Regions from separate parts of the Homo sapiens genome. Here regions 2, 3 and 4 are each linked to region 1. A link is a loop called in an ENCODE intact Hi-C map of the cell type or tissue named here. Cell type or tissue: endothelial cell of umbilical vein. All regions are shown on one strand. Links, peaks and the distances in the headings refer to the core of each region. The heading gives the core; the rest is flanking DNA. Region 1 has its middle 18 kb from the start of QTMAN. Region 2 overlaps ZEB2 (zinc finger E-box binding homeobox 2). Region 3 overlaps ZEB2 (zinc finger E-box binding homeobox 2). Region 4 has its middle 710 kb from the start of LINC01966.

The links. Peaks named below come from ENCODE experiments on the same cell type or tissue, not always from the same donor. Only the 100,000 strongest peaks of a DNase experiment are listed, where the experiment ranks them.
Region 2: a loop joins it to region 1, with 4 times the contacts of the local background. A loop is called at or near these places in 1 of 110 quality-filtered maps.
Region 3: it touches region 1 in a loop (7-fold over the local background); 1 of 110 quality-filtered maps calls a loop at or near these places.
Region 4: it touches region 1 in a loop (2.9-fold over the local background); 1 of 110 quality-filtered maps calls a loop at or near these places.

What each region holds. Positions count from the first base shown.
Region 1 is chr2:144,346,636-144,354,607 of GRCh38, forward strand. No RefSeq gene overlaps it. Among named protein-coding and RNA genes, the nearest start is that of QTMAN, 18 kb to the left of the region's middle. In endothelial cell of umbilical vein, for the core only: no CTCF peak of the experiment used is centred there; a DNase peak (open chromatin) is centred at 3,976; H3K27ac peaks cover 3,034 bases.
Region 2 is chr2:144,456,401-144,464,372 of GRCh38, forward strand. The region is part of intron 2 of ZEB2 (zinc finger E-box binding homeobox 2); the gene reads right to left. Among named protein-coding and RNA genes, the nearest start is that of ZEB2-AS1, 59 kb to the right of the region's middle. In endothelial cell of umbilical vein, for the core only: no CTCF peak of the experiment used is centred there; DNase peaks (open chromatin) are centred at 3,101 and 3,741; H3K27ac peaks cover 1,801 bases.
Region 3 is chr2:144,421,874-144,429,845 of GRCh38, forward strand. It overlaps ZEB2 (zinc finger E-box binding homeobox 2), which reads right to left. Exons shown (of 10, transcript NM_014795.4): 3 at 7,896-7,972; 4 at 2,923-2,994. Among named protein-coding and RNA genes, the nearest start is that of QTMAN, 93 kb to the left of the region's middle. RefSeq lists an enhancer at 5,289-5,583. In endothelial cell of umbilical vein, for the core only: no CTCF peak of the experiment used is centred there; a DNase peak (open chromatin) is centred at 5,438; H3K27ac peaks cover 1,360 bases.
Region 4 is chr2:145,590,483-145,598,454 of GRCh38, forward strand. No RefSeq gene overlaps it. Among named protein-coding and RNA genes, the nearest start is that of LINC01966, 710 kb to the left of the region's middle. In endothelial cell of umbilical vein, for the core only: no CTCF peak of the experiment used is centred there; a DNase peak (open chromatin) is centred at 3,709; H3K27ac peaks cover 1,363 bases.

The DNA.
Region 1 (7,972 bases), core at 1,661-6,660:
ATGGGTGACAGAGTAAGACCCTGTCTCCAAAATAAAAAATAAAAATAAATACAAAATCTTGAGGCCCACAAGGAAATTCCTTGTGGGCAAATCGTGAGGGAGGTATGTAGCATTTTTATTTTTGCAGCTATCTTATTCAGGAATAAAATGGGAGACAGGTTTTCCTGACACAGTTCATAGCTTGACTTTTCCTTTTGATTTAGTGATTTTGGAGGTCCTGAGATTTATTTTCCTTTCACACCTTCTTCAGGGTTTGGTTGTTACCCTCTTTCTTTCACATACACATTCTCTTTAATTGACCTCCACTGGTTATCTTATCCGGGGAAATCTACCTTCTTTTTTTTTTCTTACTAGGTTCTTATCATCAGAGTCTTTGTTCAGGGTCTCATCATTTCTCTCCTGCACAATTGCAACAGCCTCCTAATGTGTTTCCTTCCTGAAAATCAGGCCTTTGCCTTATTACTTCTACAGAGAAATCTTTCCAGGATATAAATCTGTTCAGATCACTGCTCTAGCTAAGCCATTCCAAAGTCTCTGTAGTACCCACAGGACAAAATTTCAAATATTTAACATGGCAAATGCTGGTGTCAATAGCCTATCTGACCTCTGTCTCTATCTCTCTCCCGCAGCACATATATACCTTCAGGCCCAGGCGTAACAAAAATACTTAAATGTCCCTAATATGCCTTCCTGTTTTATAATTATGAGCCCTTGGCTATGTAGCTCCACATGTTGACCCTCTCTTGTCTACCAGGTGACACTAAGTCACTCCTCCAGCAACACCAGAGCCACCTCCTTTGCAAAGGCTTCCATGATTTCACCTGACCATACATTGCCTTGGTGCTCTTGTAGTAACCAGTCAATACATTTATTATAGCACTTCTTATATTGCTATTGCTCTCTGCTGATATGCCCATTTTTCTCACTGGAGTAGAAGCTGCTCACATAAAAGGACTGTAGTATCTTTGCTTTAGTATTCCTGGCAACTAGTACAGAACTTGGGATATTATGGGCCTTGTTGCTTAAATTAGTGAGTACATGAATGGAGAGAAACTATTCTACAAGTGTAAAAATCTATTAAGCCCGAGAACACAAAAACAGAGAGCTAGTAGGGACTTTTCTGTTTGCAAATCACATAAATGCAACTTAAATTAGCTTAGGATAAAAGAGGAGGATTTATTGGAAAGACACTGGAATATCTCAGGTAATTGAAAAAAGACTCCGTCAACAGAACAATGAGAAAAAAGTCTGGAAGCAGTTCGCCCCGTGGAATACCTAAAACAAGGGTTAATTTGCCACCAGTGTGTGTTTCTGTGTGTCTCCTCTGGCCCTCTCTTCTGCATGACCCTGTTCTTTCTCACTGTAAACTTTTTTCCAGTTCAGTAATTCTCATCACTAGCTGCACATTAGAATCACCTGGGGGAGTTTTAAAGAAATATTGACACCTGGGTCCCATCCCAGACCAAGCGGATTAGAATTTCTGGGGGTTGGTGCCAAGGCATTTTTTGAAAAGTTCCCAAGGTAATTCTACTGTGCAGCTGGGGTAGAGATCTACTGTTCCATGGGGTTGGAAACAAAGTAGCCAGAAGCTCCGGTTTCAGGTCCCACCCTCATAGCTTCCGCCTGAACAAAAATGGATTCACTGTCAGTTCTCATTCAAAAATTCCCAGGGAAGGAATTTTTTTGGCTTAGGTTGGGTCTGGTGCCTGTCCCTGGATCCACTGATAATGGTCATGTGTTGGGGGGTCAATTAAATATGGCAGCTCATACTGGCTGGTCAGCTGGATGGTGTACATTTGAAACAGAAATCATTCCAAAGAATGGAGATGATGTTTCTAGAAGGAGGGCGCTGAACCTATAAAACAATGTCTAATGCATGCATAATCAAATTATATTTACAACAAAATTTAAAGTTCATTGGGCAACAAACGTTTGCTTGTGGGATAAATGAATAACACATAACAAATGGCAGAGTTTGTTAATATCGTCTACCTTAGGATTTAGATATAAATAATAACTGTTTCACAGAAATAATATAGTTCATATTACTACTACATAACCCTAGTAAGTTTTTTTTTTCCTCTCAGTTCTCTAGTATCTGTAAACAATGTCAATGTTGTTAAGTTCTGTTTGTTTGCTTGTTCGGTTAATGCTGGTTCAGCTTACTCCTTTGTATACACAGAAACAAACATGGGCCTAATTTCACCGTATGACCCAAAATGTAAAGTCCCAGACCAAGGAAAAAAAAAAAAAGGACGGAGGATGAGAATGAACTCTGAAGACTGGCATTTGAGCATCTAAGTAATAGTTGGAGTTAACACGAAGGGGAAGACATTTTCACTTGTGTTTAGCCTGTAAAACAAAAAACAAGGACAAGCTAGAGGGAAGGAATTTGCCAGCAGGCAGATCTATACTTGGGCAGAGAAGGTGCCACATTCCAGGGCTGATATTAGAAAAAGCCCAGAGGTGTCTAGACACTCATGTCTGCCCCTAAAAAACTCCCTGGGGAGTGGGGAACTGAGAAGGGTCTGGAAGACAGACAACAGTATATACTATCTGCTCAACATCTTCAATATTTCATTTTATATTTAAAATTTTAAATATCAGAAACAAATGCAGAGATTAAGGAATAAAGAAAAAATATAAGAACATCTAAAAAGAAATAAAAGAAGATAATTTATTTAAAAAATAAAAATAATTTTCAATAATACTCTGGGAGCTGTGAATGGTAGTTGCCTCTAAGAAAAAAAATTGGAGGAAGCTTTCACTTTTTGCTTTGTCTCTGTATTTTTACTGTTTTATAATCACTGGGGTATTACATCTTTTAAACAAATAAAATATAAATAAAAGTTTTTAAAATAAAAAATACATTATAGCAGGAATGGCAGAGTATAAAATTTTTACACATCTTAAAAGTGAGAGAAATTACCTTGGTTTTAAAAAAAATACCTGATACAGTTGTTATCTTGATGAAATAGAACACATTGATTCTATACTGGTAGGAAAAAGAAAACCCTCTGGGAGAGGGACCTGATACGATTTTGATTTTCTGTGGGAGGAGACTCCAGGAGACAGGAGGAAAGGGCACGTGAATCAGGAGAGGAAGGCATTAAAGGGAGAAGTCTGGGGGTGGAATTCCAGCTTGTACATCTTTGTTTTTCCTAAAGCCAGTGGAGTGGCCCTTGTTACCTCCAACCTAGCTCAGAAAAAATAAAAGCTGTTTAGGTATTTCATGCAGTTTACAAGGAACACTGGATTTCAGTCCCTTGTGTTGAGTTCCCTGGGGATAAAAACAGAACTTTCTCAGTGAAAGACTGGCACGTTAGAAATTCATTCCTGCCTCCTTGCTTACGGCTCTCTCCTGGACATGGGCATAGGGTAAGATAGACTGTTATTATTTCTCCTGTAATGCAGGAGATCCACTGTGGGAATTTAAATTCTACTGCGTATTTTAAAAATGATTATTAAAAGGCATTCAGGTACAGCAGGCCTTGTGCTTCTTTTATAAAGGTTTAAGCAAATAAGCAAACAAACGACCGGGCTGTTGTTATTTAACCTGTGTCCCCAAGGCCCAATACTTCCTTTGAGTACATACATATGAGCTCCTTGGCTTCAAGGGAATCATGACTCACAACCGAGGGCAGAATTTGGCCCTTTGAATTCCTGCGATGGGGCTTTCAGAAAAAAAAGAAAAAACACAAATAAGGGGGGTTGGGGGACGGGGGATCTTGAATTTTATTCAAGCCTAAGCTACTGAGGTCTGTAAGTCCTTGTGTCTGCTTAGTCATCTAGCCCAAGAAGGTGCTTCTGGCCCACCTCCACCCAAGTGGAAACCATATTGATGAAAGTTCCGTATCTGATGCAGATGATTTAGCAAACACCTTCCCACAGATATTTTTAAGATACTTGTCTCCTTCTTTATGAGTAAAGTTTTCTTTCCAGCTGCTCTCCTTTTTGTCAGAGTGCCAGTGCGACTTCCAGTATTGTTCTGCTTAGGTTGCTGGGAGGCAAATGAGAGGCAGGGGAAATACAGTCCTGGGAGAGGAAGAAGGGGTCAGGGGGCAAGTAAAGCCTGGAGAGGGAGGAGATGGACTTAGAAAACCTGGAGGAAAACAGTGGAAAGAGAGATAAAGTAAGAACATTAAGGAGAAGGGCTTGCAGAGATAAGGAGTTCAAGGCAGAAACTCGAATGCAGAAAAACAAGAATGAAAGAATATATAGATGACTAAACACAAAAAAGGAAAATTGTTTCATTGCATTTTAGAAAAAAAGGTATTACAAGATCTGTTTCCCCCCAATTTTCTCTTGAGCAATTTTTATTGACTCTTGTTTGGCAGTGTTACAACTTGTTAACAAATATGGTCATCAGCTTCATGTTTTTTCTGGATCCAAATGTTTTATTTTCCATGTTTGTTCTAATAATATAATAAAGAAGGGTTGAGTAGAAGGAGAAATGTTATAAAAATTAATTCTCATTTGCTTTAAAGTACTTTATACCAGTTATAACTAAATCTACCATTTCATAATAATCTTTAAAGAGTATTAAGGTACAGTTACTACATTTTCAAAATCTGGGCTTTCAGATTTAAAATAGGCACTCTTCTTCAAGACAACCCCATCAAAATACAGTTTATTCATTTATTCTTTCATTTAACTAATATTTGTTCTTTGTTCTAAATATTAAAAATACAAAGTAGAAAAAGACAGCAAGAAGTTTACAATTTAGGGAGAGGAGAAAAATCAATCCATGTTGGAGCAGATGATACTTGAGGTAGATGTATAAGAATGATAAAAGTTGGTATTACAAAGAAGGTGTAAAGGTAGGAAAAGTAGGGGAAGGTGAGACAGGTATTTCAAGAAGAAGAAATTAAGTGTGTAAACACAGGGAAGATGAGATGGAAGAGAGGGTGGGAGAATGAAGCTGAGAGATAAACGGGACAAAAACTAAGAAACGCTTATTGAGCTAAGTCAAGGTACCTATCACTAATACTATTGAATAGTATAGAAACCTTAACACCATCATCTTCTTCATTGTGACTACTACTATTATGATGAGAGAGATGTAAGCATGTTTATATGGAAAGAGTAAGTAGAATTGGAGGGACTAGAGATTCAAGGAATGGAGAGAATGACGGTTGGAACAAAATTCCTCATAATAAAGAGGGAAATACGTATTTTGCTAACATCCTGTATGAGTCGTGGGGGCCCAATTCATGTTGCATTCCTCATGAATTTAGCCACCCAGAGTACAACTCTAGGAGGCACCATTTATATAGACCACAACATGAAAGGGACCTCCGGAGTAGTGCATGGCTGGCAATCCTGAAAATGCAAAGCATGCGTGGAGGAATTGCCCATTTCATTCATGTCCTCTTCTCTGAGTGACAATGTGAACTGCCTCTAATCCACTGAGGCTCTTTACACTGAAATCAAGGTTAACTATAAGTATCCACACTCCTATTTGAACAACTACAATCAAGAGAGAAATATAGCTAAGTATTCCATTTTGCCAACCTGATTCTCTTCTAATTGTCATTCAACACGTATTTATTGAGCACTTCTTATGCCTCACTAAATGCTAGGCTAGGCTTTGAGAAATGCAAAAAGATGCTAAGCAATCAGTAGCTTCCAGTGGATTATAATCTGGTTTGAGAGACAAGACATATCTACTCACACAAAGCTGTTAGGAGATGCTGCAAAATAATACGTGAGAGAAACACATTTTAAAAATTAACAGCGTTTCATATAATTTAGAGAAAAAGAAATTTAAGGTCATCTTGTTTACTAGTTTTCAAACTGTGCTTTCTGGAACCCTGGGAACTGTGACAATGCTTCAGGAGTTCTATAAAGATCAGTGTATTCTCTGCCAAACAATGACGATTTAAATTGATCCAGGAGACTTACCAAGACAATGTGTGTAATAACAAAAACTTAGAAACAACCTAAATGTCTCTCAACAGGGGCCTGTCTAAATGAATTATGGGGCCTTCATACAATGGAATATTAAATAGCTGTTTTTTAAAGGAAAAATGAATCTGTGTGTGTTGTTAGAGAAATACCTTTAAGATCTATAATTAAGGGGAAAATGTAAGCTGCAAAAAATGTGCATAGCATAATCTCATTTATGTAAAAAAAGTGGATGTGTGTGTATTACATGGGCATGTGTGTTTGTATATGGCTTATATACACATTAATTATTATTTCTGGAAGGATACAATTTCTGGAAAGTGTTTTTTCTCTTGGTAGTGGGACTAGGAGTGGTATAGGGAAGAAATGGGAAATTACTGATCTAGTCCAACCTCTCATTTTATTGACAGATAACTGAGATTCAGGAATAATATGACTGACTTACCCTAAGCCATGTAGCTAGCATTAGCCAAAAACCTGAAACACAAATCCAGTCTGTTTTTTTTTTTTTTTTTTTTTTGAGACAGAGTCTTGCTCTGTTACCCAGGTTGGAGTGCAGTGGCACGATCTCAGCTCACTACAACCTCCGCCTCCCAGGTTCAAGCGATTCTCCTGCCTCAGCCTCCCTAGTAGCTGGGATTACAGGCGCAGGCCACCATGCCCAGCTAATTTTTGTATTTTTAGTAGAAGCGGGGTTTCACCATGTTGGCCAGCCTGGCAGTTTCTTAATCTCTTGTTTGTTTCTCTTCATACCTCAGGGAAAAATCACAATGGATAGAACTCTTTGCAGAAGCAGTCGATCTTTCTTGCTTCTGTCTTCCACAATGCCTGCCATCCATTTTCCTTACCATAGATCATCTCTCACTCTCTTTCTCCCTATCCTGTCACAGCTATCATTTCTCTTTACCTAATATGTAAACATGTTTCACTCATCAGTCAATGGTTTTCAAAACTTCTATTAATGGTCGTACTGAATAGGATTAATTACTCCTTGAAGGACAGAGTCTATCCCCATCTAGGGCAGTAGGACAGCTCCTGGGAGACACACTCAGTGAACAGTGGTTCAGTTGAAATGCTTGTTGACTTCGTAGGTTTTCTGGGGGGCAGTTGTCCCCACACTTGTAAATAGGAATAATTACTTGAGTCTCTCATCTTAGTCTGGTTTGCTGTGAGAATAGAATGTCATAATGGATGTAAGGGCACTAAATAGTTCTTAACCACTTTAAGGGAGGAGTATATTTCAGAGAAGTCAAAATCTAGGCTCTGTCGCTTACTGGTGTGTGACCTTGTTCAAACTGTGTGCTTCAGCCTCTGTAATTATGTTTCTTTATCTGCTCAATGAGAAGAAGAATAACACCTAACTCCTGGGGTTATTATCAGGTATAAATAAGATATGAATGTAAAATGCTTATAGCTCAGTGTTTGGCATACAAAACATTCATAGTTGTTACTGTTTTTCTTGCTATATTTTCAAATAAAATATTTGTGTGTGTTCAGGTCTATTGGTGGTAAGTCACTCTAGCACTCTCTTATTTTAGCCAAATTAATATAATTTCAGATTCTCCTTGGAACTTTGAGCAAACCAAGAAATCCATTTTATATCAAGAAAACAAGCTGTCACTTCTGTACATTTGTACACTTTTTTTTTTTGAGGCGAAGTCTCGTTCTTGTCTCCCAGGCTGGAGTGCAATAGCGCAATCTTGGCTCACTGCAACCTCTGCCTCCTGGATTCAAGTGATTCTCCTGCCTCAGCCTCCCCGAGTAGCTGGGATTACAGATGCCTGCCACCACGCCCAGGTAATTTTTGTATTTTTATTAGAGATGGGGTTTCACCATGTTGGTCAGGCTGGTCTCGAATTCCTGGCCTCAGGTGATCCAGCCACCTCGGTGTCCCAAATTGCTGGGATTACAGGCCTGAGCCACCGTGCCCGGCCCCACTTTTTTTTTTTTTAATTGAGCAACTACCATGTCCAAGGCTCTGGGCTAAGTATTGGGGCACAGGGATGAAAATGACACAGTCCCTGTGCTCAAGGTGCTTAGAGTCCAATGGGCTGTCCTGTCATTC
Region 2 (7,972 bases), core at 1,580-6,579, 110 kb after region 1:
TAAAAAATATTCATAAATCCCTTTTTGGATTCTTTCATTTCAATTTTCTTCAAGCAATGAGAATTAGACAAGTTTATAAATTCTCATTTCTACCTTTCTTGGGCCAGTCCTGATTACTCTTATCATGGTTAATACTGGTTCACATGGGGGACTTCCACAAATTCTTTAATATACTGTGTATCTGGTGTAAAAAAAATTATGTAAAATACAATAATTGATGCTATTAATGTATTTGGTGAGATAATCTAATAGATTTCCTTGAAGTAACTCTAATAAATTTTTCTTCCTTAGTAAAAACAACCCCTTGGTCTTAGATTCTGCTCTTGTACAGTCATCCGTACAGTGGCCAGGGCTTAAGCTCTGGTACTGTATGAGTATGCAAACAAGCAGATTTCACAATCAGATGACACTGAGACTTAGGCTTACTGTGCCAGACTCTCTTTGGTGACTGTTCTCTCATCTTGGGCCAGCCTAGGGATCTGAGAACCTGCTGTAGTTAGAAAGAAGTCACCTGACCTCGAAGTTTCCCTCCTGTCTTTTCTCAATCGTTCCAGCTCTCACACTCAAGAGTCAGAGCTCTCCACCACTGTCCTGGCCAGAGCAGCACCCCCCAAAGGTCTGCATGTACCTCTGGCAAGATAAATGCATATAGAAGACAATGCATTTTTAGTCCCTATAGACTTTCTATAACGTCTACGTTTCCAGAATCTCATGTGTGCCTTAAAAACCCTTTTCTTCTACATTTAAAAGGACAGTTTGATTATATAATAATACCTGGATTTATGCATTAATCCACTGACAGCAGAGCCCGTTAATAGACATTTTTCCACTTGCTCCTCATAACAAACCTTTGAAGGGGGGAGCAATTATTATGAGGATGATTTTATAGATGAGTAAATTGAATCTCAGAAATTTTAACTGACTTTTTCCCACATCACCTCGTGTTAGAATCTGGATCTGATTCCTGACTCCAGAAACTATTTGTCTCTAGATTCTATCTGTGCTCTCTTCATCACCTTGGGTGTACAAATCTAAGTGAGCAAACAAAAGCCAAAATAGGATTTTTAACTATTTAACAGAGTATGGTGGTGTCAGTATGAAATCTTGTTCATCTGGTTTAGTGGACATAACTGTGCCTGGGCAGAAGAGAGAAGGAGGAGAGAAGAACAAAGGCAAGGTCAAGAGCAACTACACTGAAATTGGGAGAAAAAGCAAGTTAGATATAAGGAAGAGGACCTGGTATGTAACAGGTATTAATGGGATCAGTGACATCCATCATTTGTGAATGGAACAGGTTTTATTTTGCTTGGAAGGTTTTTTAAATTTTTATTTTTTCATGAAAACTCAACAAATTTACATGCCAATCTCCCCCCATATTTACTCTCATCTCCCAATTTCTCTGAACATAAAATTCAAATGGATTCTACAAATGAACAGACAGCTGTATACTAAATAACTCACATAAGTACTTTTTTGTTGACATTTTGTCCTGTCCCAATTAATGTTTCTTTCAGGATTTGAGGTTAGGTATTCAATTAAAAATACCATTCTTTTCTTGGTCATAAGAATGTACTTGGAGCATTTATACTAAGGCGAATTTAGAGATCAGATACATAATGTGGTACATTCTGTAATATACATGCCTTATGCTACAGAAACTTGAAATTGGGCCTCAATTGCCTATATTTCTGGGCTGTTTTCATTGCTACTTTAATATTATCTATCTTATACACACACATACACACACAAACACACACACACCCCAACCACCACCACCACCACACAACTTCACACTTTTCTGGTATTTTTATTTGCTGAAGTAAAGGTAAATTTAAAAAGCAAATTAAAAATGTCAACAAAGTTTTCATAACATCTTAAAATTACCTAACTTTCTACTTTTAAAACTGAAATACCAACTCTGGATGACTAGAAATTGAATCGGAAATGCCCCCCAGTCTTTAGGTTGGCACTAGGGAAAGACCTATAACAAGTTGCCTGATTTTCCTAAGAATACATTGAGAGAGGGTTTGCAGTTCTCGCCAGCTGGAGGAGTCTTCCTGGTATTGATTGATTATCACAGTATTCACCTTGGAATGATATAGATATACTGGATATTATGAAGCTTGGAATTTTAAAAAAATTACCATTTTGTAATTTTGTTCACATTCCAACTGACAGAAGACACAAGAGATACTTCAATTTTCTAAGAGAATGAAAAAAAAATCTTGCCCATTCTTCTGAAATTTAAGTAGGCAGCCCTTGAAAGATCACTGGGAAAAGTCTGTATTTTCTCAGGTTTAACTAAATAATTTATGCATACTTTCACTTTGGCATGATGAAGCAATTTTAGCCTTTAAAACCCACAACTACTCAGGAGGGAAAAGGTCTGGTTCCTGCAACTTAAATAATTTAAACATCCAGGTGGAAATGCTTTCAGCAGTTTCCCTTTTTGAGACAAAGGACGAAGACCAGAATTTTGAGATACCAAGAATAAAGAATTGATAAAAGACGTAAGCTCGGATGTATTTAATTTAGAATGGGAATCTTGCAATATTTTTTGAATGATAGAGACCAGAGTGAGGTGTGAGGTGAAACGTCTGCTTGCCTGCTGTTTATAATAAATGAACACATAGAAAATAACATGTCAGTATAGCCCTAAGCCACACATATATGTATTACATATATAAACATAGCATACACAAATAGAAATATCTATAAAGCTACTATAACCCCATAACCCACGTCAGCCCAAGCTTTAAGCATTAGGTAGCTACTGGAGATCTTAGAGGAAGCTGTGTTAAGAAATATTGTGCTTTAATCCCTGGCTTCTTGGGTTATATAAATGTGTATATCTTTTGATATACAACTAAGGAGAGTAAGATAAATGAAAATGGAACAAAATGTCACTTCTGTAGGACACGGGGCTGCAAAAAGGACAGAAGGAACTACTAAAATACTAGAGGAGATTTTGATATGTAGGTACCCAGCACAATCAGCCCTCTCAGTCCATGGCCTCTTAGCCTGAAGTCAGATTTCAGAACTGCCATGGGGAAATTTACCTTCTCACTTGCAGGTCTGTAATGATATACTTGTAAAGGAGTGTGGGACTTGGAACACTGCCCGTGTAAATTTAGAGCACAGCTTATAATCAGAAAGTTTTGAGGGTTAAAAAATTTCCTGCTGTCTTATCAACATACTAAAAAAATGCATAGGGCACTTTGTGTTGTAATTTCTTGTGGGAGAGAAAAACACTTCACAACTCATAAAGCACTGGTCGTTATTATTTCTAAAAAATCTTTGTCACATCCATATCTGATGCTCATGTAAAGATGACAATCAGCTAAGGTACGAAATAAGGTAACAGAGCTAAAGAGAATTGGTTTCCTTTAGAGTTAAGCATAACCAAAATTATACAGGAAGGGTAAAAAGAGATCTTGCTACGTATGTATTCTTTAAAATGAGTGCAGGCTTCATTCTCTCATAGAGGAAAACAGGCTCGTAGATTTTAACACTCCGAAACTTTTGGCCCTGTGCATCATAGGCATGCAACATACTGGGTCCCGTAAGGAGAGATCCTGAAGAAAATATGAAGAAAGGTTACCCTCCGAGCCAACAGGAAAGGTTAAGGTTGGCCAGGGCTGCATAAGACAGGGTTGCTGAAACCCAAAGGTCACATCCTGAACAAGGTTGCTATGTTATGATGATTTCATTCTGAATGCAATTCTGGCTTTGTTTTTGTTGTGGTGCTGTGGGTGAGGGCCACCCAAGTGACGTAGGTTAGAGATGTGGACTGGGGAAGAGTGATTAAACCATGGACACGTCAGTGTTGTTAAGGGATTTAAGAAATATTATTCTTGATCTATGTAAAGAGCTTGAACATCAACGGCTAAGGTATACAATGTGAAGTGAGGCCTAGAAAGAGACTGATATGGGGTGGGTGGTTGTTCTTTCATTTTCTTTTCTTTCTCTCTCTCTCTATTTATTTATTTATTTTTTGGTCATCCATTGACTTTAATTAAGCCCAGCCAGCCTTATAAGCATGGGAAACTTGGAGAACTTTTTTGTTTAAAGTGACCTTGTTCCCAGGATTTGCCCTACAACTTCTCTCAGCTCCACTGCAAGGATGAATATTCACATTGCTGCTCTGAATCTTAGAACGGGGCACCTGGCGTAAAAAAGAAAATTTCAATCTCATCTTAAGTGTAACACTGAGAGCACTGTTTTTTTTTAAGGAAAAAGAAACCTTTCTCCATAATCCTGCTGGTTATACTTCTTAACTGTATTATTTTAAGTCAATTAATTCAAATTTAAAAATAATGAAATTACTAGCAGAGACTCTAAACTTCTTTTAGTATATTAAATTGGGCAGATTGCTTCTCTCCTTCTAATTATGAATGTTGCAGTTACAAAAGAAACTGTCATTTTGATAGAGCAAAAGACAATCTGTCTGCCAAAAATGTCCAACCATAATTCTAAAAAAAAGTCATCGGCATCAAGAACATGCTACTTTGTTTGATGTACTGTCTTATTGGAAACCTGATTTGCTTTCAACCTCTGAGACAACACATAACATAAGTTTGTGTGACTAATTTTTCTTGGAAATATGAGTAATTAGAATTAGGGGCCATTTTCATAGCGGGAGTGGACAGGTTTTCAAAAAATTCAAAGTAAGTGCTATAGTTATTTTCTTTTCTTTTTCTTTTTTTTTTTTATCACACTCCTAAAACCAAGTAGAAGGGGAATGCTGGGCTTTGTACTGGATAATGTGAGTCCCCATGTAAATTGTGAGCGATTGCAAAGTACGGAAAGGTTTATTACCTAAGGTGAGCCCTCCCAGAGCTCCCGGAGTATAAAAGCATTAAGCGCATGTTCTAACAAACTCATAAAAATCAATAAACAGGAACCCCCCACCTGTGCAATGGCCCCAGTGTTAAGTTTTATACGTGTAGTAATAGTGCATATCAATTTTCACCACCCTTCCTACGCTAGCTATTACAGGGCCTACCACCACCGGAGGGACAGCGAGAGCCGCACCATTCATCCATCCCACAGAGTTGTCTACATGCCAGGCCCATTGCATCATTGTCAGTTTTATTCTATCTGCAACTGGACAAGGCTGCAGCCCTAGCTTCTATACACCCACTCAGTACCGCAACAATTGCAACTGTGTGCCTCTGTTTAAAGAGTTTACAAGTCCTTCTGAAAGAAAAACAGAACCGTTGCATATTAATGCCCCCAGGCCCTGGACGATCACACAATGGAAAGAGGAAAGACATGTCACTTCCATCGATATGTGACCTTGTCCAACTGCTGCAGTCTGTGGCTTCTCCACCAAGGTTTAAAAAATAATAATGCATTCTTGATAAGCATCTGGATGACCAGGTTTCTACAGCAACTAGTTATAATCAGAGTGCTCCTTAACAGCCAAAAGATTCGGAGAGCGCAGATCACCGTTTTATTACACACGTGGTAACATATGCTAAAAATTAGGCCTGAAATATGCAGCATTTTCACCAGGTTACAGAAATAACTACTAACATCACACTTATTTCATAATTAAAGGAAATCCTCCACCCACCTCCCCATTTTTACCAATAAAAGCAGAAAATATCACTGAATATGTAACCTTTGTACCACAGCCACTCTTTGCCATCCTTTCCTCTGTACAGGGTAAGGAGGGGGGACAGGCTTATTAAAATCCCAGCACTTGTTAGTAAAGAGGTGCAATAACTTTGGGAGGAATACTTCACTTGAGGCATTCTGGGAAAAAAGAAGAATAAAAGAAAAAAAAGAAGCCTCGTTTTAATTATAATCCAAATATAACTGCTCTGGAGTAATGAGGAGCATTTGAGAAGACAGCCTTCATTCAGACACGGAACTTGGGTGATGTTTTTCTTCCTTTTAAATGGTTCTGTTGGTTATACAGTTTTAACATGCCTGAAAAACAAAAGAAGGCCCTTGGTGATGACTCCGCTTCTCCCCTCCCCAGCAAAAACAAAACAAAAACAAAACAAAAAACAAAAGAAAACAAAAAACCAGGAGTTTTATCCATCTGAGGTTGCCTTTGATAGCACTCACAGCACGGAAGTGCCACTCACGGGTACTTAGAGCTGCGTCATTTAGGAGCATAAAAATAGAATAAAGTTGTGCAGCAAATGAGAAATTATGATATAACTCAAGTGCTATGGCATGAAACCGGCAAAATGAGCCATCTAAACATTTTTCAGAACCAAAAAATTAAAGAAAATGGAAACTGCAACTCTAGCATGATTTCTGTGAAGGTGTGTTTGAAGTCTTACTAACTTCAATGCCCTCCATGAGAATAGTTGCTATGGATATTATGAGAAAATTAGACATTTCTAGCACTGCAAAGAAAGTGAAGCAGTGCAGTTGTGAACAGCTGGCATACAATAGATAATTTAAGGGAAAGTGGCCCTCATGTATAATTTTTAACTGAAGAACTGTCAGGCCCCATTAGTTCCAACAGGGCCTGCCAGGACCAAGATCAGTTTATAGGAGTATTGTATTAGCACAGTTTCTGAAAGAGCAGTGTGAAAACATAATATGGGGATTTGGTAAATTCAGCATTTTAAAAAATTGTACACATTATTTGTTATACTGACACCATTGCTCTCTGCTTATGGGTTCTGAATGCAAACCCCAATAGGGTAGCAACTGCCACGGTAAACAATTTGTGAAAAAGCCCTTCTGAGCAGTTGGACTATGGTCAGAAGTAACCCCCAAAGTTAAAAGGGCAAAGCAAATGGTGGCTATCGTACGCCGTGGTGCTGAATGCTTCTGACTCAAAGGCCTTGAAAGAAATAGGGCAAAGGACAGAAAAACTATATAATATAAACTCAGTCAACCGAAGTTCTTGTTAGAAGTATGGAAATTTTTGGACAGCCTGTGAAGGATGTAACGAGATCTAATTGGGAATATAACATGTATGTTTCAAAACTAATAGCCAAAGCAAATCATAAGAAAAAAAAAGAAAAGAGGTTACCTATTCTCCGTCACATTGGCTATTTAAGCAAATATTGAAGCTTTCTTGGCACCTGGTTATCTCATTTAAACACATGGTGAAATAAAATAATATACACGTGACATGCCATAGTTTCAAATAGCACCATCTTTATTGAAAACATGGGCTGGGTGCAGTGGCTCACACTTGTAATCCCAGCACTTTGGGAGGCTGAGGTGGGAGAATCACTTGAGCCCAGGAATTCAAGACCAGTTTGGGTGACATAGTGAGACCCCGTCTCTACAAAAAATAAAAAAAAAAATTATCTGGGCATGGTGGTGCATGCCTGTGGTCCAAGCTACTTGGGAGGCTAATGCAGGAGGATGGTTTGAGCCTGTGAGGTCAAGGCTGCAGTGAACCATGATTGTGCCACTGCACTCCAGCCTGGGTGCCAGAGTGAGACCCTGTCTCAAAAAACAAAAAACAAAAAACAAAAAACAAAAAAAGAAAGACAGAGAGAGAAAGAAAGAAAGAGCAAGCGAGAGAGAGAGAAAAGAAAGAAAGAAAAGAAAAAGTAAAAGAAAAATGGATTCATGGTACAGGAAAGAGTGGATACTGAGGCTCAGGGAAGGCTTCATGGGGAAAGAGGTCATGGAGGTAATATGGAGCTAATATGTATACAAAACACTTACTTAGTCTAGAACCTTGTAGCTCGATAAATGGCTGTGTTTAGCATCTGGTGGAACACATTGTCCTTAATTTTACTGTGTGATATTGTGCAGTTTAAAATCATGTTTGCCTTACCTCTCTATCCTTAGGGAGAGCTGCTTGATATTGTCTTGTTGGTATTCCTTGGCGTAAATGTTTTGAGGAAATTTCAGACACTTATATCCCAAATTAATGGGATTCTTGGCATCCTCTCTCCCTTTTAATGTTGCACTGATGTGGAATTAATCTCTCTATTTAGGTGGTTTGTCTTTGCTACAAATATTAAATAATCAAGTCAACATC
Region 3 (7,972 bases), core at 2,680-7,679, 76 kb after region 1:
ATTCCTATATTCCCATATCTATATATCTTTTATATGAAAATACTTGTGTCTAAAGGCTGGTTCAAGATCTTCTCAAAATTAGATCCTTCTTCTGTAAATCTAGAAATAGCAAGTACTGCTATATGCTAAACATGCAGATCTGTAATTTTGAAGCCATTTTGCCTCCATCATTCAGAGAATCAATTGTTTGTTAAGAAGTCATGTTGCTAATTTCATCACTGTCTCCACCTTAGGACAAGATTTTTATCACTTCACACCTGGATAACTACAGTGACTTCCAGTTGGTCTCTCAGAGTCTGGTTTTCACCCACAGAAATCATGGTAGCATAACATGACCCAGACTCTTCTGTCTGGTGCTTTATATTCTCCACCATCTGGCTTTAACTTAAATGTCCAGCTTTATTTCCCAGAAATTGCCTCCTAGGACTCTCTGATTCAGCCAAAACCCTTTACTCACTATCCTCTGAATAGATGTCACACTTTCCCTTCTTGGCTCACAGACTCCTCTTCAATTAGAAAGCCCTTCCTCACTCCTCCATGACTATTGAAAATGTATTTAGTTCGAATTCTACCTCCTTCACAAAACCTGATGTGAATGCCCATTCCATAGACTCTCTCTCACTTCTGTAATTCAAATAATTATAGGCCAGGCGCAGTGGCACATGCCTGTAATCCCGGCACTTCGGGAGGCCGAGGTGGGAGGATCACCTGAGGTCATGAGTTCGAGACCAGCCTGGCCAACATGGTGAAACCCCGTCTCTACTAGAAATACAAAAATTAGCCGGGCATGGTGGTGCATGCCTGAAATCCCAGCTACTAGGGAGGCTGAGGCAGGAGAATCGCTTGAACCTGGGAGGGAGAGGTTGCAGTGAGCCGAGATTGCACCACTGCACTCCAGCCTGGGTGACAAAGTGACACTCTTGTCTCAAACAAAACAAAACAAATCAAAACAAAACAACAAAAAACTAAATAATTATGGCTCCTACCATTTGTTGCAGGTTTATCACATATTTTCACTTATTCTTCATCATTATTTTTTCAGGTGTATTAGTCTCATCTTCCAAATGAAATGATAACCATGTTTTAGTCTTCCTGACCCATCTTCTACCACATATGCACACAGCAGTGACTATATAGAACACACTCAATGAACACTTATTGATTTATTTATTGACTGAATACATATGAACTACAAGGTACAGCAGGTATTATGAGAAAAAAGGGGTGTTTAAAGCCTGGTGAAAAGACATTCAAGATTGATTTTTAAACCTTCTGAATAGAAGCAATTTTTATTAACCTCACTTTAAACTCTAGGTGTATACAACAGCTAGTAAATTGTTACTTTGTGGGGTAAATTTTCTTTTGTGACACTTTAAGTGCTTATAAGGGTAATCAAAATCAGCTTTTATTTATGCTGGAGGCTGAAATTTAACATTTATCTTTAAAAGGAACTTGAAGCCATTTTTGATCCCATGAGTTGGGACATTATAGAAAGTATCTAATTCATGATATCGCTTTATTTTTGTTTTAATATGAAGTTATTTTATCTTGTTTCTATTTTTACATGGTGATAATACCCATGCAACATAAAATATTAAAACTAGAAGTATTATTATCAAGAAACTAGTTGAATCTATTCGTTTTGCAGTTGTGGGAACTGAGTTCCAAAGAGGAAAACTGACTTGCCCAAGGGTTACAATCTAGTCATTGTCAGGGCTGTGTGTAAAAATTAGGATTCTTGGTGCTTGATTCTATACTTTTTCTAGAATCATCTATTGTACAGCTTTATTTTTATACCTTAAATTGACATTATTCGAATGAATAGAATGACAATAGGTTTTTATTATTTCTCTTATTTTATACCCAGGAAAGTGAATTCATGCTTTTAAGTTATTAATAAGCACATTTTAAACAGAAACACAACATGAGCAGTCTATCATGATGTGTATCAACATAAGGGTGATGTAAAATCATCTTAGTTTTTTACATTTCATAAAACTTCAAGTTATTTTTCATGGATGAGTTGAGTAGAAGTAGTTACATTTTTTTTTTGTTTTATTTTGGAAGATAATTTTATGGTGGACACTATGCTAATATTTGTGATGGTAGTGTAGAGGACTGTTTGCAACACCCCTCCCCTCCACAAAATAAATAGTCTCATCTAGGAAAAGAGAGATGGAACATGTAAATTTGTGTTGGTGATGTAAGAATGTGAGAGAAGATGCCATTCAGTGTTTGGGAAAAAACATGGAATATCACAGTTGTCCTGAAACTCCATTCTATTGCAGTAGCAGAGTAAAACAAAACACCACTCAGTATCTTCCCACTGTAATTTTTTAGCTTCATTAAAAATAAGTAAACTTGTCAATTCTTCTCTAAAACTGCCTGGAAAAAATTATTTAAAAGGGCTCAAGGATGCAGAGAATTACAAGTAAAGAAAGGATTAAAAGGAACTGAGATGATTAATTATTGAGAGAAATGTTCGTGGAAATTTGTCTTTCTGAAAAAAAAATTTTACAGTCTAAATTACACCTTATCATTTGAATTCTCAACGACTGATATCAAGTGGTGGCTAGCAGAGGTATATCATATCCTAATTTTAAAATAATTTTTTGCAGTCTTTTAAAATAAAAGTTACTACTAGAAATTCACCCAACTCATGCACTGAAAGGATCCATTCATAGAGTTCAGTATTCTTGAGCGTCACAGGTAAATTAGGGGTGTGAGAATGAAAGATGTATTTGCTTAGTAAAATACCAAAATGTAGGAAATTTTGATTTGAAACAAAACCAGAGACCTGTAAAGTTGACTACTTGTTAAGTCATGGAGATACAAATGGATGTGTCACTGTTTCCTTCCCTGCCTCACTAAACCCACATGACACAGGACAAATGTGATCTGAGCGTGGCCAACATAACTCACCTGTACCATTGTTAATTGCGGTCTGGATCGTGGCTTCTGGCCCCATAGTGTCATAGTCTTCCTTCATTTCTTCTGTGGGGGAAAATTATCTTTAGCATTTGAGAATTGTAGAAAGGCTTACTATACTAAGCATGCCAAGCACAGGAACAAGGAAGATTCTTTTAAAGGAAACAGAGAAAAGGCTTGTTGTAGACCTCTAAACAATAGCTTTGTTCAGGCAATTGAATGAATCCAATAGTGCTAGCTGCACAAGAACTTATTTACTTTAAGCATTACTGCAAGCTGTGAAAAACAGAAGTGCTTATTTGGAGCAAATGAAGGGCTTTTCTTCTGGTGGCAGTTCTAGTGACAAATGGGGGAAAGATATTATTTTTTCAATAAGAGTCAAAAGCAACTAAGTATTTGCACTCATGAAGAGGCATGCTGGCTGCTATGCCTCTGGAAACTCTGGATGCTTAGTGGCAAGTCAGAATTTCACATTTTGTTTTCATGCTTTTCTTTCCCCTTGGGGTGGCTATAATGGTGCTAATCTATGCAAGCATACTTTTTGAAAACCTAATTCTACATATCAAAACTTGGAATGCCCAGTTTGTACAACAAATATCCCAGAAGTAACAACAATACCTGTTTCACTGCTTGATACAAACTTCTAAAACGTACCTGCCTTATTCCTATCCCAACTACTCCATAAATGTCTTGTCCTCATCATGATTTATGCCCCTGTAGGTAATCATAATCATTTTCTGGGGAAACATATATAACAACAGCTCAGTGTTCTGATGAAGGTGAATATATATAATGTTGAAGTTAAAAATTCATAAACAATTAAAGGTCATTGTCAAAAACTGCAATATTTTAAAATAAGGGAGAATTTGAAAAATAGGGGCACTCTCAAATTTTCTGCCTACCAGATTGTAGAGGACGTAGGAGGACAGAGCAGGATAGCTGATAGTTAAAAATCTCTTAAGTAAATTAAACGTGAAGTTTAAAAATTTTTATTTTTACTATGACAATACTAATGAGACCAAATATGCTCCAGGATGAATATCTCTCTGTGATAATCATTTTACTTAAAACAAGGGAAACTTTGTAACTAGGACTCTACGAATTTCCAAATCTGTCCTGGTCATTCTTTGCTTATCATATTCTAATCTACTTTCATGAAAGAACAGGTTCTAGAAAATGTTACAGCAAAAATAAAATAAAATATATTTTACAAGCAGTGCAGCAAATCTCTTTATGGAATCAGAACTGAAAAATCATGATCCTCTTAAGGTAAAATACACAGATATACCTGGATGCTAATTTAATCTCACTCCTCATAATAATCAGATAATTTGAATGATATTTGTTTAAGCTGTACAACCACTTAAATTCATTCCTGAGCAAGGAATTTTCCTTTATTTAAAAAATATTTTCAGAGAGACATTTTACATTAAACATTTAGAAGTTTAATATATAGCAATATTGTATTGTCAATTGTAATCATTGATCATTTGAAAGTCTCCCTCATCTGATATTTTTATCAGTCTCTGCAAGGAATCATATTAAGGTATTTCTGAGAAGTTCAGGGCTAGATATAAATATAGCTTTTGTGTCTTTCTTCCTTGCTCATCTCATGTGATTTCGGGTAGCCAAGAGTCACAAGAATCATAAGTTTTCCATCTGAGAGCACATCAAGTCACTGAGGGGAAAACAGTTAACAGCATTTTTTTTTTTTTTGCATAATAGTGGTAATGTTCAAGATTTCTGCTGCACTTCCTTCCTCATTGTCATTTTCTTATGAAAAAGTAAAGAGAAGTTACAGTAGTTGGTTGCTTCCCAAATTAATAAATGCTGGGTATACAAATGTGTAGTCAGCACATTGTGTAAATTGCATTTTGTAGTATTATTTAGTTATAACCCTTTTTATCCAAAGACTGTGCAACTGAGATCTTTCAGAGACATTGGATGAGATGGTGTCACTTTTACCTAGAAAGTACTTTGCTTTGATTCACTGAGCATCAATCTTTTTCTTTTTTGAATATCAAGCTCAATGTGTGAAAATGAAACACTACTAAGCCTTTTCAGGTATGTATTTGAAATGTTATGTATATGCCTATTTAATTAAGTTTCAAGTGAATCCATATTCAGAAGGACATAATGATACACAGTTTAGGAATATTGCCTCCGAATTAAAGGCAATCTGGCTGTCTTTCTGCCTTATGTCTAACCTTAAACATTCTCTAAGACACCTCTGACTCAGCATACTGTGTCTAAAACCACATAGTATATTTATTTTTAAAACACTTGTAAAAGTTTGCGTCTTCCAGTCACCCCTGGGATGAAGATTTGTAAAAATAAAGAGCACTTTCTTCCTTAAGATGAAGAATCCTTGAATAAGCAGAAAGAGGCCAAGATGCAGGTGATTTATTTAAGTCTGTGTCAATGATAATGATGTCATGGTTTCCAGCACACTGTGTCCACCCCATTGTGGGACGAAAGAATGTCAAGGACAATTCCAAACACAAAACTTTGATTGTGCTGGAACCGGAAAGGCACAGTAAGAACTCCACTGCGCTCTTCAGTTCAAAACCTGCATCCTGCAGACAAACTCCAGAAAGCATGGGAGAAAGAGCAAAGGAGAGAGGGCTTATCTCAGAGTAAAGCTATGTGCTGAGGTATGACTGTAGACAGCCAGGCACCGGGGATAAAACACTACTAAATAAAACTGCACCAGAATTAGAGTTATTGTCTATATTGTGTGTTTTGAACAATAAATAAGAAAAATATTTTATCAGAAGAAAAATGTGTTATCTCAGAGTCAGGATAAACAATGAGTAGCTTTTTAAGACCAATTTCTTTTCATTAGACATCAAGGCACCACATCAGAGCACTTTTAGAACAATAAAAAAAAAGAACAATAAATCATTAGTAATCATTAGAACTAGACAGGTAATAGCCGGGTAAGTTTCTTGGTCCAAATAGCCAAATGAGATTAGGGATTTACATTTTATTTAATTATTGTGACTCCAGAATGCTGGTTTATTTACCATAAAGGTAAGAGCAAAGAACAGCCTGTTCACTTGTATCACAGGCACCATTAACTACAGGTGATAACAGGGTCTGCAATGCATTCATATGGATTACTGTATATTAAAACGTTTAGAATTATGATCCATGACCAACACAAAAAGCTGCCACAATCACAAACTACTACAGCTTGACATTGCTGTTTGGCTGTTTTTCAACTATTGATATTAAATTTTTTAAATTAAACTTTTTTAAAAGAGGTTTGGGGCTGTACATTTGTTACATTGTTATTAATTATTCTTCTAAGGGTGGAAATTCTAGTAATTGGTCCTTACCCTTGATTTCTAGATATTAAAATTTAAAGCATCAGAACATTCATTCTTATAGCCCTGCATATCTAGTTCATTAACAAATATGAATAGCTAACACCAGCTCATTTAAATAGTATGTCTTACATGAGTTCTCGCCACACTCTGTTTCTGTCACACTGCTCCCAAGAATCATTGGCTCTTATTATACATGTAAATGGCTATCATAAAAATAAAAATTTCATTTAAGATTGTTAATGACTTCTGCAGCAGTCAGACTTCCTTTAATGATCATCCTCTGCCCCTAATTAAACGTATTTATCTTTCAAGCATCTTTGGCTGAGTTCTCCCTCATAGTTGAAAATCTAAAACCTTAAGGCTTAATGGATATAACGATAAATGTTTATGTGTGGGATTGCTGAGATTCGAGAAACCTTCACCGAAAGCAAAATTGGAAACGGAAAGAGTAGAAAACTTGGCACAGTATGTTAGGAAAACGAAAAACAAATACACTGTACTCAAATTGCCATCAGTCTTTTTTCTTTTTCTTTCATCTCACATTTAATTTTCTTTCGTAGTGGAAGTGCTTTTATTATCCTCCTTCCAGTATACCAAACAATTATTCTGCCTATGTTTGATGGTTTATAGTCTGCGACATCACAACAGCATATAGGTAGACTCCTTCCCAGCCACTTCACCTATTTATAAAAATGCTTTTGTTGCTTATGTTGTCAAAGAAAAAACAAGGTGGGGTAAACAATGATAACTCTCAGTGGGTCCTGGGAATAGAGATGAAGGTGACATGAGGTCTGAATTAGAGAGGTCATTTAAACAAATTTTCCAGGCCACTTTACCATGTAAAGATGAGCAGAGAAAGTTCACAGGAATAAGATTTCTTGTATTTTGTTAAACATTTCATACCTTAGCGATTCTCCGTCATAAGTGAATTTTAGACCAAGACATTTCCCGTTTGCACAGTGTTGTCGGAAGTTTTAGTTTGAATATAATTTACCTTAGTTTTATTATAGTTGGCCTGGGACCATTTTTACTTCCCTTGAGAGTCCCACCAAACAGCAGGAATCATTATCAAGTACTTAGCTGATAAATAATAAGAAAGCTACCTGACCAGGTAAAAGTGTGAAATCACATTCACACTTAACAAAAGGGAATCATTAAACGATTGAATTCCAATAGGAGGTGTCAGACAGACACTGAAGCTACATTAAACTGACAGTTATTTGGTTTGAAATGCTACATAATTTCCACACAAAATATTTTTATATACATATATATGTTGTGAGTTTTTACATTTGCTTCCATTTCCTATCATGAAAGTATAGATCTTGATCATGTTACATAATTTGCACATTGTAAATGTGGTGCAAATACCTCATGTTATGTGTTGAAAGTGTGGTTCATGTTTGACTTGCATCAAAACTGAAATATAATCCCTTCCTAAGATGTAACTGCCGCAATGTGATAACATTACTATCACTTCATAATCTGTCACCAGCTTTGGTATCTCTATTCTGCAAGGGCTCAATGGAAAGAAATATTTTAATTATTTGGTTGTGGGCGATCTGCTAGGTGGAACAGATTAGTTGAAGATGTGAAGATGGTACAGGAAGAGGCCAAGTGATTTTAGACACTTACCTGGACCATCTACAGAGGCTTGTAGAATCTCGTTGTTGTGCCAGGGGTGTTCCACTCCACCCTCCCTTATTTCATCT
Region 4 (7,972 bases), core at 1,395-6,394, 1.2 Mb after region 1:
TGCGAAAAAAGATGACACAATTAGTTTAAGCAAATCTGATGAGGTGAACTTGAGGAATGTGCTGGCAGTTGGAGGTGGTGTTCAGAGTCAAGAAGAGGATATAAATATTTTGGGCAATGATAGTAGGAATAAGGTTCTAAATGCGTAGCCGGGGATTCAGTAGATGCATGCCCCAGCTTGGTTCACTCCTCTTTCCTCTTCCCAAGGCATATATTCAGGAAGCTAAACAATAACTTTTGTAACAATCATCTCAAAATGGCTCGGTCTTGATTAATAAGTGACAATTTTTCTAATTTTTGTCCCAGTTTCCAACTTAGAACCAACGGGAGAAAGCCAAGTATGTACCCTTAACCAATCACATGGCATGCCCCGATTCTAGTTCACCGCCTATAGCTTTCCCACACCAACAGCCTCCAATCAGGGTGTGCCTAAAACCTTCCCTTTTTTCCACTACTGTAAAAGCTTCCCTACCCTCTGCTTGTTTTGGAGTCTCTGCCAAAACACAGATGATGGGCGACTGACTCCCTTGCTATAGCAAGCTCTGAATAAATAGCCTTTGATTTTTTTCATTTGGTAGTTCTTCATTTATTTCCATATCTGCCTTTTACTAAAAATAGATAAGTTATTTAGAATATAAGCCCATGTTTGGGTAAATAGTTAATTTTCAGGACTTTGTATGTTTGAGAAGATGCAGAAGTCAAGAAGAAAAGATTGGATGAACTACTAATTGTGAATATATACCGTGAGATAGGCTACTGATAGGGAGCGAGGGAGACAGCTAGAAATAGAGAATGCTTGACAAGGCTAGAAAGTAGAAGTGAAGAGTGGGGATAGTACTAAGAAAATGAAGGGGGTTATCTTTTTCCTTCCTCATCCTTAATGCTTAATCTCTAGCACACGCTGAAGGCCCCTGAAGCAAAGCTCCTTGCATTTTATCCAAAACAGAGCAGCAAATAGGCTAAATCTAAAAGCCTGGCCTTTTAATTTTTTTGTAGTTGCTTTGAATTGTCAACCAATTACATGACCACACAATAATTTGTGTTTCCTCAACAATAAAAATAACAATAACAACTTGGAATTCAGGAAAAATGATTCACATGGAACAGTTTCAGCCTCTCTATTAGATTACTTTAAGGTCAGCATGAATCAGAGGAACCTGTTCTTAATGTAATGGTAATTAGGACTCTCCACCCTGTTTCTCTGTTGTTTTCTTCTCCTCCCAGGTCTCCTTTGCCAAGAAATCTTCCACATCTCCACCTCTGCTGTTGATAAGCCTAAATCAGTCTCTCAACAACTTCCCAGCAAAAGTATTCTCTCACAATCTCCTCGGATTTGGGGTCATTCTTGTTCTTTCCAATACAGGACTGAATTTTAAAAAATATATAATGCTCTCACACTGGTCAAATGAGGTGAATGTTTGAAACCAACCAACATATTTTCCTGGCACTTGGAGTTCATTGAACTCACCCAGGATTTTCTTAGGCAAGCAAATCATCAAATCCTATCCGAGACCTGCAGTATCAGAAACCCTGGCTGGGAGGAACAGTAATCTGTATCGTAACACACTCTTCAGGTGAATTTTAAATTTTGAGAAATGTTTGAAGACAATGATTGGGAAACTGCTGCTGATATGCTAATTTTGCCCACTGTTTATTTTGGTACAGCCTGGTAAGCTAAGAATGATCTTTACATTTTTTAATTACTTCAAAAATCAAAAAAGGATGAGTAATTTGTTGTATGTAAACATTTTACAAAATTCAAATTTTACTGTCAGTAGAGTTTCATTAGAACACAGCTATACCCATATGTTTACATATCATACATGGCTGCTTTTGCAAAAACTGAATAACTGTGGCCGTGATCAAATGGCCCACAAAGCCTAAAGTAGTTTACTATCTGTATCTTTACATAAAAAGTTGGTCCCCTACTCCTAGGGCATAAGCTTTCTAGGATCAATAATACATGTTGGTGACAAGCTCTGAAAGTTTGCTTTTCCTTGTGGTGTTTCTCCTTCAGATGCTTTATTCTATAGGTCTGGAAATCCAGTGGCATTTCCTCTCAGTCAGACTCCTTTCATTCCCAAAAGGCAGCCTCATCAGGGTTGCTTCACAGCAAGGGAAATGTTATAACAAAGGGATTTCTCTACCTTAGATGTGATCATTAGAGTTACTTCTCTGAGAATGGAAACATAGTTGAAGACATACTCTGGAAATATCTTACTGCTGGTTTAGCAGAGGTTCTCAAATTTGGCTGTGCATAAAACTGCCTCTGACGCCTGAAAAGTTGTAGATCCCCGAGACAAATCTGAATGGGAAGCTCTGAGTTGGGCATTGGGAATCTGCATTTTTGTAGGCACCTGAGAAGATTCTGAGTCTGGTAGTCTGAAGGACAAACTTTCCAGAAACACTAACTTACAGAAATGCTCCAAGGAAAACATTGCTGGTATTAGAGAAGAGGCTGATGGCAGCTCACATAGTCTTCACTCAGAATAACTGGCTTCTGTACTAGTTCTCTATTGCCAATGATTAGGCACAAACTGGCTTTTAGACTGAGGCCTGGGATTTGGGGTTAGAAAGTACAAGGGAAGAAATGTTCTAAAAGTATGGAAAATGTAAAAACGCATTTGGATTACAGTGTGATCTAAGGCAGGATAGATTTCTAACCACTCTAAGTGGAGATGTCTCTCTGAACTCAGTGAGATACCCAGTACATCTTTTTATTTTGTGTCGCTATCTACAATTTCTCTGTAATTTAGCCATTTTTAGTATTTTACTTCTTAATGCATTTAAGGTTTCTCCACAAAAGAAAAAAAAATCAGTCAACTTATTTGTGGTGTTAGCTACAATTTGACCAAAACCAGTGGACCATACATTGCTTTCTTCCCTGTCAACATCATTAACTCTTTTCTATTTTATATCTTATTTCTCTAAATTTGGTAGAAGAGGGACTTTTTGTGTACTTTCTGCATGAGGCCTTTCATACGAAGAGTGAAAATTGCAAATTAAAGAAACATAAACCTAAAAAAGAAGCACAGGCCTTAAAATACTTCTTTTCTCACTTCTCTATATTTCTAATTATATTTACTTTCTACAAATATTAGTAGTATGACTCAAACTTCAAGATACCATCTAGTGGAAATCCTGCTATTAAATAAATCAACATGCAACATCTATCTCTTTGTGTATCATTTAATTGTAGAAAGAAATGACATTTATAAAAGTATTCTCTCCTTTTCTGATGTTTGATAATATCATGTGGCATTCTGCTTTTTCTGTTTTCATCGTTGACTGAACTCTTTAGTAACCACCACAATAAAAATACAAACTAATTCATGTTCATTTCATCTAAATCACACAAGCAACTCTACAGGATAAGTGAGTAAATATTTTCAGTTCTAGATAAGAATCTCTAGCCAGAGATTTAAGGAATATTTAGTTCAGCAAAGTACTAAGTAAATAAAAGGGTGACCCACAACTATCCAATCTTGGGGCCAGCAAACCTGATGCTGTGAAATAAAGAAGTAATTGTCCCTCCTCAGCTAGGAGAGCTTTCAACATATCACACAAGTCCCACCCAGGAGGGTGAATGTTCTTTTCCTTCCTTCTCTCATATTCTCCTGCTCATCCCGCTGACAGCAAGTCTAAGGGAGATGATGAATCATGCCAGAAAGTTGGGGCCTATCAGTTATTTCTATGAGCCCAGCTTACACTGACTCATTTCTAAGGAAGCAGTATGCTTCTATGGCAGATGCTGGCTATTTATTTATTTATTTATTTATTTCGTGCATGTGCTTTTCCAGACTTATAACATACACCAGCAGCTTCCTGAGTGGGTTCCAGAAGTGAAAAAAATCATAAATTGAATGCACATGGAGAAAGCATGTCCCCATCCAAGACCTCACAGGCTCCCACCCTAGCCATCCAAGTCCACACCCTCATGGTTTACATAGCACCTTTCTTCCAAGGATCCCAGAGAGCTGCTCCAGAACAAAGGAATTAGACTAAGGGAAGAATATGTTTGGCTTTCCTCTTGACTAGTAAAAGGAACTATTGGGCCCTCTAGAGTCCAAGGCCTCACAGGCAGGCTCTGTATATACCTTGGAATCAAATTAGATCTAAAGTCCCTAGGTGTTCAATTTTACATTTTAGAATCTAAATCACTTTTGATTATTTTTATGCAGATTGAAAAAAGTATGAAGTGAGAAGATTTTGCTTTTGGAAATGCATTCCCTTGAACCCCACTTCCATTCCATTTTTTTCCTAGTTATCACACTCTTTTCCCAAACATCAGGCACTCTCATGCTGTCTTCCCAGGAGAGCAATCTAATCAAATCAGTCATATTAAGGTGCTACGATATGACTGCTTATCCCATGTATATTCATGTTTTTAGAAAGGAACATAGCCTAAGAAATGAAGAAATCACTGAAAATGAAGGAATTTGATTTAAGATAAAAATTTTGATGTATAAGAGTCTTTCCAACAATCTGTGGTTATGTAATCTACACTTTCTCTGCTTAAGTTAAAGACATGCTTGGCTCAAAACAGGGCTAAGAACATACAGTAAAACATAGCTTGTCAGGGCCAGCCTATTGAAAGCTGCTGTGTTTCCCTATGCACAGTCTGCAAAGTTAGCCATTGCTTTAGATTACTGGCCTAAGAGACTTGAGTATTTAGTCTGAACCTCGAATGCTAACTGAAAATATATAAAAATGTAAGACCTGAGACAAGTTCAACTCAGTATCCAGTCGAGGCTAAGTTATTCTTGATCCATCATACCTCTCAGTCATTTTATTGTGACTTGTGGCAACTGCTGGCTTCATTTTCCTTTGCTTCTGTACCTGGATTTAATTCACTAGGTTCTGGACATCGTGACTGTTATCTGTGCCCATTCTGATGCCTGGTTTCCTTGCTGTAAATCTTACTGCCGTAAGAACTATAGGGCTGGACTCCTTTTTCCCAGTCTGGTATTTTTACCCTTCATTCAGTTTGCTTCTTCCCACAGTCTAGAATGACTCAGCATCATGTGGAGAGCATCCAGTGTGTGCCCGCTAGAATACAGAACATTAAATCTCCAATATCTGGAAACCACTGGCCTAGAACCCTTGAACAACCAGTCTCTCCATCCCTCCTTGCTATCTCACTACCCTAAGGCAATTGGCTTGGTGGAAGAGGCAAATGCCAAGAGAACAAGTTAATGTTCTTAGGGGTTTATAAAGATCATTTGATGAATGAATCCTAGATGTGTAAAAATATGGGCTCCTGAAATAGGATCTTAGACACCCTAAATTCTTTTTTCTACTCAAGGATACTGAAACTCCAAAAGGTGTAATTATATTGCCCAGCACCACAAACTCACTGACAAACTGAATCAGGACTAGACTTTGGCCTCCTGAGACTCGAGACAATGTTCTTTCTATTATACTATCCACCGTGCTCCTTTCTTATAATACTAATTTTTTAAAAATACGCAGCATGGGAAGCTGCTTTAATGTTGGCCTCCCAGCTCCTCAAAACCATTCTCAGCAGGATTTACAGATCCTGGCCACATGTCTGCAAAAGGGCCTCTGAACACATACTTGAGATTTTCATGTGTTAGATAAACAGAGCTAAGCCCATCAAAATTAAGATTTTCTCATTCCCTCCCACTTCTGCTGATATTTTGGTCATAGTGGACATTAAAAATATTTTTCATGCCATAATCTCAAGTTTTCTAAAATTCTGATTGCTGTTCCTGTACCTCATATTCATTCTACTTCAAGTAATTATGCTTCTAGAAGGAAAGTATTCTCTTATTTACTGTAGATATGTCTCTATTTATAAAAAGCACCAGGGCCAGTATACACTCATCCTAATGTCCCGCATGCTCTACTCTCGACATCACACCAGCACCACAAGGAAATTGATTCTCCTGATAATGGTACATACAACAGTCAAGGTGAAAACTTGCTAGGGAAGGGTTCTAAATTCTTCAGAAGACTTCCATAGTAAAGTACATCCATGGTTTGCTCTCATTGCTGAAATATTAAAGCTTGTTGTCACCCTTTATTTTACAGAAGAAGCAGTTCTAGTTGATTCATCTGATTGGCTAAAAACAGGCACAGTCTAGAACACAGACTCCTGCATAAACTAGCTAGTGAAAGATACTTTGCGGAGAATTTTAAGGAACCGAAAGAAAAAGTGTTTGGAGATTAACATCAGAATTCAAATCCTACAGACTCCCTTTATTCTCTGAGCATTTCAATCCTTTCTTCTTAGGCCAGGCAAATTTACGCAGTGGCAAAACTTTCAGGTTCAGCAAAGAAAGCACCACTTTAGATTCAGCAAAGCACCCTTTGCCCTCAGGAATATCAGTCCCTATTTGCCAGAGCAAAACATGAATAGGAACACAATTTGCAGACCAAATCATTACATATTTTATTATTGTTGAGATATCCTCTGTAGAAAGCAAAATATGGCTTATATGAGATGTAACATTAAAATTTTATAATATTAAAATATTGTTATTTTCCTTCAGGGGGAACGTAATTGTTTCTGTCACTTGGAGAATAAAATTTTTGCAAATGGCATGCATTATCTTGTCATGGTCAACAACAATCAGTTATTTATCTGTACGTTTCTTAGATGCCTCCTTAAAATTGCATGCTGGCCATTTTCTTCCTTCTGCTCATCCCACAGGTTTACTGTTTACCACCCACACAAATGCTGATATGCAAGCCACATGTACAGACACACTTTTTGTTTTGCTTCTTCTTTTTTAATGTGTTAAGGCTGAGTAACAAGTAAGGATTTTGCCATGGAATGAAAACAAGGATTCAGCTTTCATGTAAATATCATTTATTTCCTTTTACCTGTGAACAAAATAATAAATAAGGCATGTCTTTTTTTCTTGCCATGCACAGATACTGTTCTATCTTGCTGTCTAAAGTCTAGGGAAAGCAGATACTACCACTGCATTCTTTTACAGGACTGATGCTGCTTATCAAATGTTTTCTGTAGAAGCAATCCAACTACTAAACAAGCAGAGATGAATCTCTGCTTTTTCTTGCAAGGCACCCAGGAGGCAAAAATTTGCAATAGTCCTAAATAAAAATATAATAAGAAAAGAAAATGAAAAGTTCTTTTGAAATGTATTTTTGGTTGTGAAATTAGAGTGAAAAATAGCATACTGGATGTTATTCAATTTCTCAAAATATTTCATATTCTAAACAGTGTCTCCCTTTATAAAAAGAGTTAATCTATTTAAACTAGTTTAGAGGTTTTTAAAAATAACAACAAAAACAACAACGAAAAGAAAATACACCACCAACAAGCTTTTCTATTCTTTTAGTAATAAAGACCTTTTACTTAGAATGGATTATGTATTAAACTTTTTCCACATCTTTGCTAGCTCAGCAAACCTTTGTTCTGAATGCTTTGTGACCATTGGTGCCTTTGATTATAGATTGCACCACCATTTGATTTATTTTTTTCTCATGGGCAACATATTTCTTTCATTGAGCAACATTCTGAAACTTGGAAATCTAACCTGTGTTTTAGTCTTAGGAAAGGAACATTCATATGGTAAATCCTCCCCAGTTGGACTTGGTATTCATTCAACTCTTATATGGTTGATTTCAGGCCAGCTTTAATTATGCAATCACCCTCAACTCAAAGAGGATAGTAGAATACAAAAGCACTTTCTAATGCTTGTATTTAATAGAGTGCCAGTTTTCTGGAAGAAGCAAAAAATTGAGAAATGTTAATATTTAACAATGAAGTAATAATCTCTAAATGCAAGTCTAGAGGACGACAAGAGCAATTTATTGTATAAATTACAGATCATTTAGGACTGAAATCCAGGTACACTCCCTTATGTGTCTCTGCCAGTATTAAGAAATATGTATATATGTGCATGTGTACATATTTTTTAATTCTTCTTTTTATCAAGAAGAAAAAAAAATCAGTCACTTGACCTGTTTTACGAATTATAAAA